Regions from separate parts of the Homo sapiens genome. Here region 1 is linked to region 2. The links are chromatin loops, found by intact Hi-C in ENCODE. Cell type or tissue: ascending aorta. All regions are shown on one strand. Links, peaks and the distances in the headings refer to the core of each region. The heading gives the core; the rest is flanking DNA. Region 1 has its middle 6.5 kb from the start of LINC01922. Region 2 holds the start of DIPK1C (divergent protein kinase domain 1C).

Region 1 (4,387 bases), core at 213-4,212, 54 kb before region 2:
TGAGAAGCAACTCCTCAGTAGGGAACCCACTTAGAATTCTTTACCGAGGTGACCAGATAGGCCACACACAGCACCCAAGAACAGGAAACTGGGCTAAGGATAAAAAGATTTGTTAACAAGAAATACTTTCCAGTAATATTCTGAATACTATAGTACATGAGGATGAGCCCTACATCAAGCATTCAAAACAGAAGAAATTGACTGAAAGCCATTCACTGAATGAGCCAAAAATAATTGTCCAATAGGCTTGGGATAAAGCCTGTGAAAGCATGGAGCAAAGCCCGCAGAAAACACGGGAAGCCTGGATGCACATTTGCTTTCAACTTTGTAGCTAACAGACCAGTTGAAGTTCGTCCTCCCTGTCCTGCACCCTACTTAGAAAGAGACCAAAAAGGAGGTAAAATCCTGTCCCCCAAGGTCAGAGGAGTAGAGACTCCCAGTGGCTCAGAGCATAACCATCGTTCAGCCAGATTCTTCACTTGGCAAAGAGATACAAGACTTGATTTACTTTGGCGTTTGTGATGGGGACTGTGGCCACAGGAAAGAGGACCAGGGATTGTTGGGTTGAACTCTACACATCATTTATCCAACAAGCTCTGAGCACCAGTGCACCAGGTGCTATGCCAGGTAATGAGATACAATGGTGCAAGAAGCAGTTCTGGGCCATCCAGGACTCCACCATATGGAGTAGAGGGGAAGGAAGTGAAGCACCCACAAAGGTGTAAGTAATTACTTATAACAGAAAGTGTGGCAGAATAACTTGAGACTCCATGGGACATACTTAGTGAGCAACTGGTGGTCTTGTCTTGCTCAGCAGACTGCTTGGCTGGAATGTGCAAGTTGACAAAGCTTTGAGGATCTTGGGGAGAAAATGGTTGCTTCTGCTTAAGAGGAGATTTGGAGGGTTAGAGAGGGAAATAATAGGAATTAAACAGCTGCCCTAGGGAAAAGTATCTTGGAGAAAGAACAGAAACATTTTTAAAGGGATTTTAGAAATTCATGTGGTTTGCAATATAATATCCTTCTCCATCTTTTCAGACATATTCATAAAATTGACATTACTTTTCCATGCTTCTGGAGTTGGTAGAGGGAGTTTTGAGTTGCAAGGATATGCTAAGTCTATCAGTTAAGATTCTGCTTAGCCTATGTATAACAGAACTATCCAAAATAATAGTAGCTTAAATGACATGTGTATTCCTCTCTCATGTAAAGGCAGTCCAAGGCTGATATGGCAGGTCCATGATAAGATCCAGGCTCCTTCCAGTTTTCTGCTTCACTATCTAAGCAGTGGCTTCCACACTTAAGGAAACCTCTTTATCCATCATGGCTGCTGGAGCTTCAGTCATCACATCTGCCTTCCAGGCAGCTAGAAAGAAGGAGGAAGGGTGGCTGGGCGTGGTGGCTCATGCCTGTAATTCCAGCACTTTGGGAGGACGAGGCGGGCAGATCACCTGAGGTCAGGAGTTCGAGACCAGACTGATCAACATGGAGAAACCCCACCTCTACTAAAAATACAAAATTAGCTGGGTGTGGTGGTGCATGCCTGTAATCCCAGCTACTCGGGAGGCTGGGTCAGGAGAATCACTTGAACCCGGAAGGCGGAGGTTGCAATGAGCTGAGATCGCGCCATTGCACTCCAGCCTGGGCAACAAGAGTGAAACTCTGTCTCAAAAAATAATAATAATAATAATAAATAAATAATAAATAAATAGAAAAGAGAAGAAAGAAGGGGGAAGGGCAAAAAGGATATACCAATTCTCTCAATAAAATAAGGTTTCTGATATTAAGGAAAAAGAGAATGGCCACTGAAGGCCAACTGAACAGTCTCTGCTTCACTTAGTCCAACCTATAAATGGGAGTGGAGTAAAAACAAGAGGGGCAGCCCAAAAATCCCCATGTGAGTTACAAATGTGACAAAGCTTCAGTGACGAGATACATAAATGCAGTTGGAGCTGACTCGGACTGCATGGGCTCTGAGAGGCTTCCTAGAGGAAAGTATGCAGTATTTGAACTGAGCCTTGAGGCATGTATGAGAGGCCACCAGGTGAAAGGGGAATGGCATTCCGGTAGAGAAACAACCAAAGAACAGAAGCTGAGTGGCACTTTTCAAACTCTCACACCCTGGGCTCTTCTTATTCCATTTCTGTCCTGGCTGGGTTTCCTGCAGGGGAAGCCTGCAGCCCAGCCCTCTGCAAGTGGCTCTCGGAAGTCACCAGCAGCCTGCTTATCTCCAAAGCCCGAGACCAAGCCCCAGGCCTCGTCCGCACTGCAGAGCCTCTGCAGGATTAAGCCTGCATGCCATCCTCTGGCTCTCCTCCCATCTCCATTGCTGCTGCCTCTCCTTCTGAAGAGGGAATAACACTGTTTACAACAGCACCCCCAGCCACATCTGGAAACCTGTCCCCAAACGGCCAGCATGGAGGATTTGAATCAGCCTGCTCCATGAACCCGCGGACCCGGGCTGCCAAAGTCTTCTCACTTCCAAAGATGTGTCTCTATGTGTGTATGAACTTCATAGGACCAAGTTCTTTTCAAGAAACACTCTAGTTCAAGAACATAAATCTAAGTGTGTGTGTAAATGAGGCCATGGATATGCTGGTTAGCTTGATTTAATCATGCCACATTGTATACATATTTCAAAACATCACATTGTATACATGTATCAAAACCATGTATCAAAACATTACATTGTATACATGTATCAAAACATGAATATAACATAATGTATACAATTATGATTTGTCAATCAGAAATTTAATATATATATATATATATATATTTGAGATAGGGTCTCACTATATCACCCAGGCTATAATGGTGCAGTGGCATGATCATGGCTCACTGCAGCCTCAACCTCCCAGGCTCAAGTGATCTTCCCACCTCCACCTCGGGAGTAGCTGGGACTACAGGCACGCACCACCATGCCTGGCTAATGTTTTGCATTTTCTTTTGGTAGAAACAGGGTTTTAACATGTTGCTCAGGCTGGTGTAAACTCCTGGGCTCAAGCAATCTACCTACCTCAGTCCCCCAAAGTGCTGGCATTACAGGTGTGAGCCACTGAACCCGGACAGAAATTTTAAAAATTAATTAAAAATAATAAATAAATTCATAGAGATCATGAGGAACTACATTCCTGAGACTAGAAGAAAGAACACAGGCCTATCAGTAAAAACTTCTTCCTATTTCTTGGCTCTTTGCACATATTACTTAGGGTGTCCGGCCAAGACTTTGCACCATTTTTCCTTCCATGCTCTTTCTCCTGTTGATTGATTTCAATGTTTTATGTATTCTGCATAGAATCTATTATCATAGCCATGTGTGGTGGCTCATGCCTGTAATCCCAGCACTTTAGGAGGCTGAGGTGGGTGGATCACCAAGTCAAGAGATTGAGACTATCCTGGCCAACATGGTGAAACCCTGTCTCTACTAAAAATACAAAAATTAGCTGGGTGTGGTGGCACACGCCTGTAGTCCAAGCTACTTGGGAGGCTGAGGCAGGAGAATCGCTTGAACCTGGGAGGCAGAGGTTGCAGTGAGCTGAGGTCATGCCATTGCACTCCAGCCTGGCAACAGAGCAAGACTCTGTCTCAAAAACAAAAACAAATCTATTATCATATCCATGTATTGCAAACACTTTCTTCTACTCTGTGGCTTGCCAAATCACTCTTACTGGTCATTTTTGAACATATAAGTGGTTGATTTTAATATAGCTCAATTTATCAAACGTTTCCTTTATGATTAGTATACTTAATGTCCTATTTAATATATCTTTTAGTACTCAATACAGGTATCGGCCTACAAAAACAAAAACCAGTTATCTTCAGAAGAAACCTGTGCAATAACATTTGTCTGTCCATAGCTGAGGGATGGAGAAGTATTAGCATCTCTCTTCTCTAATCAGCACATTTTTTTATTGTAGTAAAATACATATAACATAAAATTTACCTTTTAAATCATTTTAAAGTGTACAATTCCATGGTATTAAGTCCATTCACAATCTTGGACGATCATTACCACTACCTAGTTCCAGAACTTTCTCATCACCCCAAAAGGAACCCACAAACCAGTCCCTTTCAACTTCCATCTCCTCCCGCCCATTGGCAACCATGGATCCACTTTCCCTTGCTCTGGATTTGCAGACTCTGGCTATTACATACAAACGGGATCATAGGACACATAGCTGTTTGTGCCTGAGCTTCTTCCACTCTGCATTATGTGATCAAGGTTCATCCGCATTGTGGCTTGTGTCAGTGCCGCACTCTTTTTTATGGCTAGATGACACACCATTGTGTGGAGAGATGGCATTTTGTTTATTCAGCTGCTGATGGGCCTTTGTGTTTTTTCCCCCTCATGGCAATTGTGAATGATGATACTATGAACATTGGC
Region 2 (4,387 bases), core at 270-4,269:
GAGAAAGAGTTCTGAGAATGTGTAAAGAGTAAGGAACTCAAACAGGGCCTGTGGCAAAGTCTGCTCCCCCACAAACCAGTTCGTGGAGACAGCGTCACATCGACACCTAGGGAGATGGATGTGGCCTCCGACATCGTTCTTTTGGCAATAGGAAAGACTGCCAAACCTTCGATCTTCAGGGGCAGAACCAACCTCTCCAGCTTTATGTCTGACTAGAAATGATTCCATATGGCTGCCATTGAAGATATATTGGTAAAGCCTCTAAACAGAATTGGTTTTAATTCATGACCTGGAATGCTGGGAAAGTCATGATTAGCAATTACTTAAATTATACTAGACGATTTAATTTCCATTATTAAGCCTTTCCTCACTTAACCAAAGGTAAATGAAAAATGGCATTCGTTTTCTATCTTAATCTAAAGGATTACTACATTAAATTTGTAAATAGGTATTCCCCTCTAGTTAAACCATCAATGTTTGTTTACTATAATTAGTCTATCAGCACTCCCTTCACAAAAAAAGAAAACCAGGGGGGAAAAATTTATAAATGAAAAGGACTTTTATGGGTTACTAAGAAAAATCAAAGAGCTCTTGCAACTTAAAACTTCATAAAACTGGCCCGGTGTGGTGGTTCACGCCTGTAATCCTAGCACTTTGGAAGGCCGAAGTGGGCGGATCGCCTGAGGTTGGGAGTTCGAGACGAGCCTGACCAACATGGACAAACCACCATCTCTATTAAAAATACAAAATTAGCCAGGCATGGTGGTGGAGGTTGCGGTGAGCCGAGATCACGCCATTGCACTTTAGCCTGGGAGACAAGAGCAAAACTCCATAAAAAAAAAAGAAAAAGAAAAAGAAAAAAAAAACCAAACCAACAACAACAAAACTTGCTAAAACTTCAGTGTAACACTAGAAGGGGTCAATAGAATCTATGAGTGACTCACCTATGTTCAATTCACGATGACACGATGACACGCGTCAGAATCAATTAGGAGCATAACTTGTCTTAGCTAGTATACCTGGCTCATTTTTTTAAAAAACAATTTCAATCTCACTTAAAAAATCATTTACTTTAAAAACTTTGTGGTCCCACATTTTGAAAATCTACAATCTCAAAAGGCCCACCCATATGTAAGCAACTGGACTGAAAACTTCCCATGTGTTTCTTGAAGATTTTTTAGAAAATAGATCTCTTTTCAAACCAAATGCTTAGATGGTCACTATTTTAGGAAATGAATAATCGCTTAAGAAGTCATGTAAGAGTAGCTGCTACTATCTTCCCCTTTCTGGGATTTAGGGGACTCCCACCTTTACTGAAGTCTCCTTTGCGCCTGAAAGAACGGCTAGCCAAGTTTCCAATCAACTAAAGGTGGGCGTTTCATTCATATGATGTGAGCCCAGCGTACGCAGCAGTCTGCAAAATGCGAAATGTTTCTTTCTCTCCCTAATTCTCTGGCTCAGCTGAGGAGCTGCTGGGTGCGAGCTTTCGGGCCCTCCCAGGTTAGGAGGCGCCTGTCGAGGACCGGGACCCGGGATCCTCCCGGTCCCAGCCGCCTCCGCAGCGCTCTCTGCTCGCCCGAGCGCACACTGCGTCGGTTCCCACAGACCGCGACCGCGGAGAGCCTGGGCTCTGGAGCGCAGGGGGGCCGGGGTCAGACCAGCCCTCCGCATGGGCTCGGTGAGATAGGGGGTGACCTGGCAGCTCAGGGTGGAATCACAGAACGCGGGCTGGGCTGGAGCGCTGCGGACCCGAGAGACAGAGGCGTGGCACCCCGGATCCCGAACCCCGCACTGGCTTGCGCCCCGAGCCCGGCGGCCTGACACCGGACGCGGCACCTCCCTGGACACTCGGATCAGACCCGCAAACTTTCTTCCGGAGCTCGGGCTCAGGGGTGGCGAGGGTAGGACGGAGAGGCTGTCTGGGGACAAAGGGCGAATTCTGGCGAAAAGGGGAGAGACACCCCCAGCGCGCCCACAGAGCACTGCCGGCTGCGTCCCCATTCGGGGGACCGGGGCGTGCGCCTCTGGCACTCCACGCAGGTGTCGGGAACCCATGTCCCCGGCGGGTGCCACCGCCACCCAAGTCCCCGGGAAGGCTGGGGACCGGGAGCGGGTGTGATCCCCCCTCCCCGGACGCGCGGCGCGGGGCAGAGCGGCGGCGGGACCTACCAGCGCGGCCAGGATGCGCCGGCTCTTCTCGTCGGTGCAGCGCTCGGAGAGGACACCCGGGTGCGCGCGGAGCAGCAGCGCGGCCGCCAGCACCCAGCCCGCGGTCCACGCGGCGAAGGCGAGGAGCGTGCCCCGCCCGCAGCGCCCGCGCCTCCTGCACCACCCGGCAGGGCCCCGCGCGCCCGCCGCCCGCGCCATGGCCAGCCCTGCCCGCGCCCGGGCCCCACCGCCGCCCGCGCCCCGAGTTCCGCACTCGCGTAGCTGCTCCGCGGCTCAGGCCCGCTCGGCGGGGAGGGGGAACGGGGGAGGGGCCGCGCGAGGGTTGGGGCAGGCCCCGCGCCTGGGGCGGAGGTGCGGGGAGGGCGTCCAGCAGCAGCAACACCCCGCGCGCCCCGAGCACCCACTGGGGGTCCACTCGCCGCATCCCCTGCTCCACCCTCTCTACTTTTCTTTTTGCACTTTTTTCCCCCAAGAAGACCAGCTCCCCACTTAAACGAAATCCGGGTAGATTCAATCGCCTCTCTCTTTGGGGACTGATTCCTCAAGACTACATATCTTTAATTGTCACATTGCCCTCCCCCACCAACTTCTCTGAGAGGCCAGGTGCCCTTGCCCCCAGCGCTCTGTAGAGCGCACCCTCGCCCCAGGGGGCTGCAGCGTTGTCCCCCCCCGTTTACCTCTCCACTAGAACCGCCCCCCTCTGAGTCTCACCCCAACTTGGGTTTTCTCCGGGCCCTCCCGGGAGTGAGATCCGGAGCATGCAGAGAGTCGGGGGTCGAGGACAGTCAGTAGGTTCTGGGACGACCCAGCCCTCCCCTTCCCACGGGCACCCCTGAATCAAACCCCCCGCCGTCTCCCAGGCTGCACAAACTCTCGGGCGTCCTTCTCAGGGCTGCAAAGATCTGCTCTCTGGAAACATCTCCGTTACCCCGGGGAGGAGAACACGTCCACCACGTGTGTCTAAGTCTATATTTATAGATTCGCAGTATCATCTGGGAGAGCAGGCATCCGTGTTCCCATCCCAATTGTTCTGTAAAGCAGGCTGGCCCTGGGCCCACAGGGCGTCCCTGGTTCTCACCAGCATCCCCCACCCCACCCAGGGATGCTTCTCACTCCCTGAACGCCTTTCCCCAGGATAGGGGGAGGCGGCGCCACCCCAGGGGAACTGTCACAGCTGAGGGGCTGTGAAAGCCGCCACGCCCGGGGCTCCTGCATTCACTGAACAAAAGCTTATTCAGTGCCCAGTACGTGCCAGCCCATCCCGGATCGCTCTCCCGCCTGCCCTGCGCCTGAATTTCACATGACCCGTTCCCGAGTTTAGAGATAATAGAAACATGCCCTGATCACTGCGTGCTGTGATTGTCCCACAGGAGCTGGCTTCTTGCCCTTGTCTCTTCTGCAACTCGCTGCTTTAACTTTGTTTTATGGCTGGCTCGGTGGTAGGAGTCCCCAGGAATGACCAAACATCAGATGAACAAACCCTGAGCCCCAAGAAGCACTTCGGGCACATCACAAATATGCCCCGAATGCAACAGACCCTTGGGGTTTGGGTGTCACTCAATCAACAGCAGGGTTTGGGTGTCACTCAATCAACAGCGGTAAGGCCAGGTGAAGCTCTCTCTGTGTGAAGCTTCCCCCCACCTCCATCCATCCCAGCACACGCCCAACCAGAAGTACCATATTTTCACAGGCTGGCTGTATGGAAACTGTGTTGTTTCATTTCAAAATAGGTGTGGAGCATAGAAAGCATCCTAGTAAAATACTGCATTAAACTCTCAATTCAAGGCCAAGCCTGCTGGCTCATGCCTGCAATCCCAGTGTTTTGGGAGGCCAAGGCAGAAGGATTGCTTGAGGCCAACAGTTTGAAACCAACCTGGGCAAAAAAAAAAAAAAGTTAGCAGGCATGGTGATGTGGGCTTGTAGTCCTAGCTGCTCTGGGGGTAGAGGCAGGGGACCTGCTTGAGCCCAGGAATTTGAAGCTGCAATGACTGTTATCACACCACTGCACTCTAGCCCGGACAACAGAACGAGACCCTGTACCTAAAAGGAGAAAAAGAAATCTCAACCTGATGTGAAGTTGTTTTCCTTTCCCAAGAATTGTATTTGGTGTGGGGAGGGGAGTGCAGGAATGGGAAGAATGAGATGAAGCAGTGTGACTACTTATCTTTTAAAACATAGGAACAGAAATTACAGGGGGGAAAGCAGAACTTGAAATCAA

What was found. A loop is a pair of places that touch in the nucleus more often than their neighbours do. Peaks named below come from ENCODE experiments on the same cell type or tissue, not always from the same donor. Only the 100,000 strongest peaks of a DNase experiment are listed, where the experiment ranks them.
Region 1: a loop joins it to region 2, with 2.2 times the contacts of the local background. A loop is called at or near these places in 12 of 110 quality-filtered maps.

Annotation. Positions count from the first base shown.
Region 1 is chr18:74,400,775-74,405,161 of GRCh38, forward strand. No RefSeq gene overlaps it. Among named protein-coding and RNA genes, the nearest start is that of LINC01922, 6.5 kb to the right of the region's middle. RefSeq lists an enhancer at 2,278-2,778. In ascending aorta, for the core only: no CTCF peak of the experiment used is centred there; no DNase peak of the experiment used is centred there.
Region 2 is chr18:74,454,893-74,459,279 of GRCh38, forward strand. DIPK1C (divergent protein kinase domain 1C) reads right to left here and starts at 2,416. Exons shown (of 4, transcript NM_001044369.3): 1 at 2,170-2,416. The coding sequence starts at 2,367. In ascending aorta, for the core only: no CTCF peak of the experiment used is centred there; no DNase peak of the experiment used is centred there; H3K4me3 peaks cover 1,528 bases; H3K27me3 peaks cover 1,561 bases.